Linked DNA regions of Mus musculus: region 2 is linked to region 1. Evidence: chromatin loops called from intact Hi-C (ENCODE). Cell type or tissue: left cerebral cortex. All regions are shown on one strand. Each heading gives the region's core, and the rest is flanking DNA. Links, peaks and the distances in the headings are about the cores only. Region 1 overlaps Ccdc184 (coiled-coil domain containing 184). Region 2 overlaps Kansl2 (KAT8 regulatory NSL complex subunit 2).

What was found. Hi-C counts contacts between places; a loop is a spot of excess contacts. Peaks named below come from ENCODE experiments on the same cell type or tissue, not always from the same donor. Only the 100,000 strongest peaks of a DNase experiment are listed, where the experiment ranks them.
Region 2: a loop joins it to region 1, with 2.3 times the contacts of the local background. A loop is called at or near these places in 1 of 42 quality-filtered maps.

Annotation. Positions count from the first base shown.
Region 1 is chr15:98,168,410-98,172,794 of GRCm38, forward strand. Ccdc184 (coiled-coil domain containing 184) reads left to right here. Exons shown (of 1, transcript NM_177716.3): 1 at 1-1,725. The coding sequence ends at 482. Among named protein-coding and RNA genes, the nearest start is that of Ccdc184, 2.8 kb to the left of the region's middle. In left cerebral cortex, for the core only: a CTCF peak has its summit at 2,178; DNase peaks (open chromatin) are centred at 1,114, 1,603, 2,129, 2,642 and 1 more place; H3K4me3 peaks cover 2,438 bases; H3K27ac peaks cover 2,089 bases.
Region 2 is chr15:98,515,372-98,519,756 of GRCm38, forward strand. It overlaps Kansl2 (KAT8 regulatory NSL complex subunit 2), which reads right to left. Exons shown (of 10, transcript NM_133714.5): 10 at 2,287-4,176. The coding sequence ends at 4,051. It overlaps Snora34 (small nucleolar RNA, H/ACA box 34), which reads right to left; the gene lies at 4,346-4,385. Among named protein-coding and RNA genes, the nearest start is that of Snora34, 2.3 kb to the right of the region's middle. In left cerebral cortex, for the core only: a CTCF peak has its summit at 2,200 (motif pointing left); a DNase peak (open chromatin) is centred at 2,204.

The sequences.
Region 1 (4,385 bases), core at 227-4,226:
TCTCTGGGGAGTATAACGGCGGTATGAAGGAACTGATGGAGCACCTGAAGGCCCAGCTGCAGGCCCTGTTTGAGGACGTGAGGGCCATGCGAGGGGCACTGGACGAGCAGGCCTCGCACATCCAGGTTCTGTCGGACGACGTGTGCGCCAACCAGCGGGCTATAGTCTCCATGTGCCAGATTATGACCACTGCGCCCCGCCAGGGAGGCTTGGGCGTGGCCGGCGGCAAGGGGAGCTTCCCAAGTGTTCCCCATGAACCAGAGACACCTTCGCCTGGGATCGAGGACAGCGGCTTGCTGGGTCGTGATCCTGATGAAGACGAGGACGAAGAGGAGAAAGAGACACCTAACCCCGCCACACCCACCAGTCACTGCGAGCTCTCTGAGAGCCCCGGTCTCCTTGGGGAGGATGGGCCACTTGTGGAGCCCCCCGACCTTCCTGACATTACCCTGCTGCAGCTGGAGGGCGAGGCCTCTCTGTGAGGGAGACCCCACCAGGGAACCAACTACCCGCGCTGGCTTTGGGTTTCCAAGTGCTTAACCCGAGGGGACTGAACAGTGCGGTGCAGTGTTCTTCACTTCAAACGTGGTCCTTATAGGTCAGGGAGAGAGACTCCCTCACAGAAGGATTTGTAGAGTCAAGGACTTTGGAAGCATCGCGAATTCCACCCAAGCAGGCATCATAGCAAACTGCAGAAAGGTGAGGTTCCCAGAAAGGACGTGCCCATCTCTGGACTCTCATCTATCCCTTTACCTTGCCCCCTTCCCCTCTTCCTAGGAAACAGGAGGACCATTGAATTATGTAAATAAAATTCTGCTTTTTCTATTCTGAAAAAGGAGTCATCTAGGACTTTGGCAAATAATCTCTATTTACCTAGAAATTAAGGAGTTGGGGTATTCTGTTCTGGCAACAGGAAATTTACCCTTTTCCCCAAACCCAAGATATTCAGTGCTCTGCGGAAACCTCTCCCCCTTACAGATCGCTCTGCAACTGCTGATGGGTAAAGGAAGCTTGAGGAGGGAACTGCGGCCCTAGGAGTCAGGGTACTCGGGTTCCCAGGGCCCCTAGGCTGGGAGGAGCTGGCTCTGATGTGCATGAAGACACAAGAGCTCAAGCTCTGGCACTGAGCATGCAGAGCCGAGCCTGCCCCGTCGCTGACTTCACCTGGGATTGCTTGGCCACTCACCTGGGCCTAGAGAACAAAGTGCTCAGGTCGCAGGCAGAGACTTAGGACTGCTCAGCAACTGTCCAGATTTAAGGGGACATCTGAGGAACTCTTGGGGGAGGGGGCGCTGCAGCCCCAAGCTGTCTTTTCTGGCTATACCTGCTTAACTTCAGTTCCTTTTATTATTTTTTTTTTCCTGTCAATATGTCGGTACCCTCTGCTTTCTGGTGTTGCCTCCATAATGTCTTGTGTTATGTGTGTCCACTTGTGTAGTAGTGTGTGAGCCCTCAGGGGCAGGGCTTGTGGCTCTAGTATTAGGTTCAGGGGGCTTCAGACCCGTCTGCAAGCCCCAGGCTATCATGGCGCTTTCTGCTCTTTTCCCTTTTATGCCCCACTCCTCAACCCAGGGCACGGAGCATGTGGCTGTCCTGAGTGTCCTTAACTGATGTGCTCCTACCTTCCGAAGTGGTGACTGTGTGTGCCCCTTCCCTCCTCTGTGTATCCTTTCTTAGTGCTTTGCTTGATGTCAACCTTAATAAAAAGGCACCATCTCCCCTCTTGCTGACTGGTACTAAGTGGGTTTAAGGCTGGGGCTTCTGGGTCTGCTGTGTGGATCAGGGCTTAGGAGAAAATGTAGGGGACCAATGCCTTCCCTCCTCTCTTCTTGCCTCCAGTCCCAAAGAGTTAACTGACTTTGTCCTGGTTGGGACAAGCTTGCCAGCTCTGTCTGCTTTCCCTTCTGCCCTGGACCTTGATCCAATGTGGACCTGGAAAATGCAGAGATCTGCCTGGAAATACCCGGCCCGGCTAACAAGGGTTTTGGTAGCCAGCACTCCACACCTGCAAGAGATTTCAGTGAAGCAAGCCATGGGGGTGACTTCTGAGTGAGAGCCCTGGTACAGCAGGCATGCCACCTGTTCTAGGGATGGAGTGGGAGTCACTGTTCTGGAGGGGTTGCCCGGGGTTTCTGGAGTGGAGTGACACATCACTAAGGAAACCACAGGCACTGCCTCAGGCCTCTAGTGGAAGATGTGGGCAAGGTACTCCCCGGGGAGTCAACACTGACATCATCTCGAGGCTGCTCCCTCGGGAGATGGAGATTTCCTGAGGCTGCCCCAGAACAAAGGTTGAGAGCCGACTATGATGTGTGTGTGTGTGTGTGTGTGTGTGTGTGTGTGTGTGTGTGTGTGTGTGAGTGAGAGAGAGAGATGTAAATTACTTCTGTTACAGAGAAGGCTAAAGGACACTGAAGGGTTTGATGCAGGTTTGAGTTTTTAATTCCAACACTGAGTTGACTGCCTAAGACTTGCTCTTCACAATGCATATGCTAGGAATAAAACTATGACTCCTAGGACATCTTGTGCAAATGTTAGCTTCTCGGTGGTTCTCCTGGCCAGGTAGAGTGGGGATGACTCCTCCAGCGAAGCAGAACCCAGGGAAGGTCTAGAGACAACTCCCCACCCCGGGTTTTAAATGCTTATTACTGATGTACCTGTGCATTTGTGCCTCTGTGTACGCACGTGCACAAACGGTGCCCACAGAAAAGCCAGGAGAGAACTGTTTGGGACGACACCAGAGGAAGCCTTGAGGTATACAGTCCTTGGGTGACAAACTGGGATTCAGGCAGGTGGGAGCTGATGGACATGGTGTTGAGGACACTCAAGTCCCCCGGGAGAGTGGCACATGTTTATAATCAAGACGTTTCTCCAGCTTTTATTTTGCAGGTCAACTTTGTGCCATCCCTCCTTTTTCCCTCTTGTTCTTCTTTAGACGGGGTCTCACCACATAGTCTGGATAGCCTGGAGCTTACTATGTAGAACAGACTGGCCTCTGACACACAGAGATCCATCTGCTTTTGCCTCTTGAGTAAACTCCTTTAATGTAATCTTTTCCTACATAAAGAACCCTTACCCTTGAGGACAGAATTAAGGAAAAGGGCATGGTTAGCGTCTTAAGATAGCATGGACCTTTTCATTTTAAGAAGTAGAGACAAGCCATAAAGGCTGTGGACTAACCCTGTATTCATACATAATATGCCTGAGAAAGCTGTGAGGTGTGCAGTCCTTGGGTAATGAATGCTGGGCCCCCAGGGGAGCAGCTAGAGCATCCAGCTGAGGATGGGGACTTAGGCTTCTGCTACAGTTTCAACGTTCAGCATCCATTACCAAGGCGGTGATCAGTTACTGAGCTCCACCGCTTTTATCTCCCAGCAGTTTTATGAGGTAGAGAGCGCGTTGTTACTTTTTACATAACAGCTCAGAAACAGATTTAAGGCTTCAAGGTCACAGACTGGAATGTGGCAAAGCCAGGACCTAACGCTGAGACGGTTTGATTTAAAGAAGCCTTGGATAGAAACCATCTCTATTTTTTTTTTTTTTTTTAATTTGGCTCCTCAAAGAGCCTGAGAGTATCCTGAAAAAGAAATCAACCACATTTGGGCAGTGAAAAAGATTACAGTTCAGGCTTTGGTTCTAGACCTTTCTCAGCACTGGGTGCATGGAGCAGATGGCTGTTTGGATCTGCTATTGGAGAGGAAGTTTCCAGTGCTTGTTGGCATCCCCGTCAGTTTCTTCCATAGGTGAGCTCTCTTTTTTGTTCCCTATCGGTCAGATTCTCTGTCATTTGAGGCAACGCCCATTTAGACTCCATAGAAAGTTCTGGTTGAGGCCTTTAGCCATGGATTCCAGGTCTATCGCTCTGCACACTGTCTTCCAGGGGTTCTCAGCCCTTAAGTTACTCCCTGCAACCTGGCAAGTCCAGAGAGCAGCCTTCCCACAGAGAGCAATTGTTCTGCCCATCCCCTTCTTATCTGCACCCGGAACAGATTTTTGCACAGGTTACTCCTTCACCCCTGTTTCTTCCTTCTCTGCCCCTGGCTTCTGAGGTCTCTTCTCCAGCCTGCTGGTAAGGGAGTTTCAGCTGGAGTTCCTCACCCAGGGTTCATGGCAGGGCTCACTGCTGAATATTTCAGGAAGCAACACACATTGGAAATTACAAAAGCCTGCAAATATATATTCTCTCTAGAGATAAAGGGCCATTGTTTTTGCTTAGTCTTTAAGAGTAAGGATCAGGCTTTTGTAAAATGGGACTAGTCATTGAGTAAAGTGTAACGAGATGTTTCAACTCAAAAAGCACCAATGAAGAAAAGACCAATTGAGCCTGGCTCTTGCAGCATCCGTGCCTCCTGGAGCCTCCTGAGTATTTCCTGGCTGGAATTGGA
Region 2 (4,385 bases), core at 151-4,150, 350 kb after region 1:
CTCTGATTCGTCACTTTGTCTGCCACTCAATTAAACACCACTTTCAAACAAGGGTGCTTCCTTCTACAAACCAACTTTACTTTCATTGTTTGGGATTAAAGGTGTGTGCTAAGGGCTGAGCCACACCCTAACTAGAGGAGAAGAGGTTAGAGAGCCCTCGTGGACAGACCAAGATGTGGCCATGAGGCAGAGGGTCCAGGAGATGTCATGATGAGCAGGTCACCAAGGGACTCGCCATGGGGACTCACGTGGAGCAGAGCAAGCCAGGGAGAAGCTCAGAAGGAAGATAAAGAACCGAGTGGCTAAGCAGTAGCCTGGAGGGTTAGAGTGGACGACATCTTCCCAGCCTAGACTTCCAACTTACTAAATAACTTAATGGGTCTTTATGTCCTTGACTTGGAGGTAGAACGGGAGCAGATGAGGGGTTTGTGTTTACAGGCTACACTGTTTCAGCCTTATTTTTGACTATTGCCTCAGAATCAAGGGAGAATGCAGTTGTAGTCCAAAGAAGCAGGTATGGAAGAAACAACACTCCTGCAGAGTGAAATGGCCTTGCTAGCAGAAGACTGACAGACTCAGAGAAAAATAAAGAAAAGATATTGCTATACAAAGAGCTAAAGGAAGGGTAAAGCCAGCCTTAAAGGGCCGGGAGTGGGAGTGGCATTGTCAAGACCAGGAAAGGGAAGACTATAAGGAAACGGAGGCTGAGAGAGCAGAGACCAGTGAAGTAAAGGTGACTAGGAATAAAGATGGTTCTGACGCATGCCACTTCCCTTTGTCTAAATAAAAGAATCCACTTGGTCGGGGCTAGAGAGATGGCTCAGCGGTTAAGAGCACTGACTGCTCTCCTGAGTTCAATTCCCAGTGTTGGCATCAGGACCTCTGGAAACCTGTGACATCACATAAATGACAGTGCAACCTACATACCTGTTGCCAAGACAACAGTCACCATATTCCCAGAATCCACTGGGCTCACCTCCCACCTTTACCTGTGACTACCTCTCTCTCTCTCTCTCTCTCCCTCTCTCCCTCTCCCCCCACCCCCTTTCTCTTTCCACCGCCACCTTCCTTGCCTCTCTCTCTCCCAATAAACCTCTTACATGTGGGACTGTTTTGGCCTAGTGTGCTGTGTTCAGACGCAAGCTGCTATTCTAACACATCACCCAGCAACCACGTGGTGGCTCACAACCATCTGTAATGGAATCTGATGCCCTCTTCTGGTGTGTCTGAAGACAGGGGCTGGGAATCAAACCTGGGTTCTCTGGAAGAGCAGCCTGAGCTCTTAACTGCTGGGCCACTCCCTAAGCCCAACAAACTAACTTTACTTTTTGGTTTTTCGAGACAGGGTTTCTCTGTGTAGCCCTGGCTGTCCTGGAACTCACTCTGTAGACCAGGCTGGCCTTGAACTCAGAAATCCACCTGCCTCTGCCTCCCGAGTGCTGGGATTAAAGGCGTGTGCCACCATGCCTGGCTCAAACTAACTTATTTTAAAAGGAGAAAAAAAAAATAAAGCCAGGTATGGTAACGTATGCTTTTAACCCCAGCACTAGGGAGTCAGAGGCGGGAGGACCCGAGTCTGAAGCAGCCTGGTCTACCGAGGGTTCTAGGCCAGCCAAGGCTGAGACTCCACCAAAAGAGGAGAGGTGTTGGGAGCACGGGGGGCGGGGTGGGGAAAGGAAGAAGGGAAGTAAGAAAATAGTTTGTAAGACCGTGTAGGATTTATTTGTGTATTTTGTGTGGGGTGTCTTTTTCTTGCATGGCTAACCAAGTATCAAGTGGGCTTAGACAGACCTGTGCTACAGCCTTGGTAATGCAGAACAGAAATTATAAATTAGAGGGATTATAGCAAGTTTTTGCCTATGCACAGTAGGAATGAGCAATGCATGATGGTGGGGGGGGGGGGAGTTACTTTTCTAACCTTGGGCTGTCCTGAGGTAGCTTACTGAAGTAAATGCTGATTCACAGCAGCTACATCTGAGAAAGTGGCAGCTACTTTGTTACATTCTGAGTGCTTCTAAACACCATGCTATTACAATGAAACAGGCCTTTGAAAAGAAGGTATATGACCAAAAGGCTTCCCAGTCTTGTATTGTTTTCTTAATTACTTAAGGGCCCTGAGCAGGGTTTTAGGTCTCCCCAGCTCAGTCAGGAGTGATATTCCGTAAGATTTGCGCCCATCTCCCTAGCTCCCCCTTGTGGTTAGTAGTGGCCACTGCAGCCATGTTGAGTTTCCTCGGGAGCCCTGGCTGGCACATGACACACCAAAAACATGATTCCGTCCAAGTATTCAGTGAACTGTAGGGTTTATTGGCTTGTTTACAGGAATATGGATGACCCAAAGACAGGTTCATCACTGAAAGATAGGTTCATCCCCCCCAAAATGGTGATAACTCACAAAAGTTACAACCCTGGTGTTCCCTACACAACTTGCTGAGAGGTGGTTTGCAGTTTGCTGGTTGTAGTCTCCTCTTCGCATACATAGGAGCCACTATCCCTCCTAAGTCATCATAGTGTGTATTTCCCATGAGCCATCCAACCTTCCCACTCTGGGGTACCACTGTGGGGCCTCCACGTGTCGCAGCAGTGGGGGGATTACAGTTTGGCCTGGCTCTAAGAGATGTACTCTGGTCTGCCCTCAGTGCTCTTTGAACCAGCTCCCCTTCTGACAATCCGGTCCAGTACCGTGCTCTTGTGCTTTCCACTGGCCAACCCCGATGTGATTATTTGAATTAGAAATGCCCGCCAGTCTCTGGCACTTGGACACTTGGCACCCAGCTGGTGGCAGTTTTGGGATATCTCGGTGATACCGAAATGCTGCAGGAAGTGATCACTGGGGATGGACTTTGAGATAAACCTTGTGTCTTGTACGTGTGCTGTCCCACATGCTAGTAGTCCCCATGCGAGCTCACGGCTTCCTGATCCTGCCATGATGCTCTATAACCCCTCTGGAACCTTACATCTTAGTCATAAGCAACAGAAGAGTAGAGAACAGCCAACACCCGAAAGGGGTCTGGGCTGAGCGAATGATCTAGTCTACTTCCTTGCAGGGAGAAATGGATGACTGCCCACCCCAGGGAGGAGCTTTGCCGCTTTCCTTGGCAGTTTTATTAGCTTCTTCCTGGGAACTGCTCATCATTTCTGTCTAACGCTCCCCTAGGAAGCGGCTTTACACAAACCTCACCGCCACACTGTCTGCTTTGCCACTCCACCATCCTCGCTGGGGTTGAACCAAGGTCCTAAGGCTCTGTGCCAGGTCTCGAGTGAATTAACCCCTAGCTTTCCAGTGACACAAGTTTACCTGGCCCTGGGAACTAGGTACCAAGCACCACCTCTGTCGTGAGTTTCTCCAGAGTGCCTGTCTTAGAATAGAAGTAGTATACACCTTTCCCATCAGAACATTCTCAAATCCAACGAGAACACAATCGATCCAGATCACTTTACACTTTGATAGCATTTTAACATTTAATAGAAACTATATACAGTAATTTCACTACATATTACATGGAGTCACCACAGGAACTTACATAAGTTAAAAGCAAGAATAACTAAGTAAGGAGAGCCCAGACCTGTGAGCTGCTTTTCTCAGTTACAGTTCACAAGGAAACGAATGGGCTTTGTATTGCCCAACTATGTAGAGCAGAGGAAAGGCTTAGATACAGGCCTTTAGATACAGCTAGCCAGACACTAAGGGCCAACGCCTGCCGAGCACCGTCTCGAGCACAGCCCGCCTGGACATCCATGTGGGGTTCTGTCCGTGGCTTAGGAGTCCCATTACAGAATGTCTCTCTCCCAGGCAGTCTCCAATATGCATTGTATCCCAAAGGCAGGGATCACCTCACATTCTTCCTTGAAAAAAAAAAAAATCCCAAAACTTATATACTAAATATTCATTCCACACAAACTTGGATTATGTTTGTCTATAGCGCTCTAAAGCCCCAAAGGAAGCAATGTGGTCTGAGTTGTCCCTGTTCAGGGAGAGATGATCAGAGATACACTTGTCTGAAGAATGGAAAGTTCAAATCCAAAGGCAAACAATTCCCAGAATGAATGTCAACTGATAGAAGTGGGTTCTGGTTTTCCATTCGCAGTAGCCAATCCACGCTGAGGGAATGCTGCTTTCTCTACACTTCGAGCTCCCTGGGATCTGCACCCATCCCCAGCCGCCTGCATCTGTCCCTATTAAAATAAATAAAGGCACTTTGGTTAGAGACTCCCTCCAATGGGCCTGACGCATGACTCTGACAGAGCAGAGAGATAAAGTAGCTAACATGCTGGTTGCTTCCCCAGGATACTGCTGATCCAAAGAACCAGAATTACTGAGGCTGTGAAACCAGAGAGAACAAGGGTTGTTTCTTCCAAATGAAATAGTCATTCTCTACTGAAGT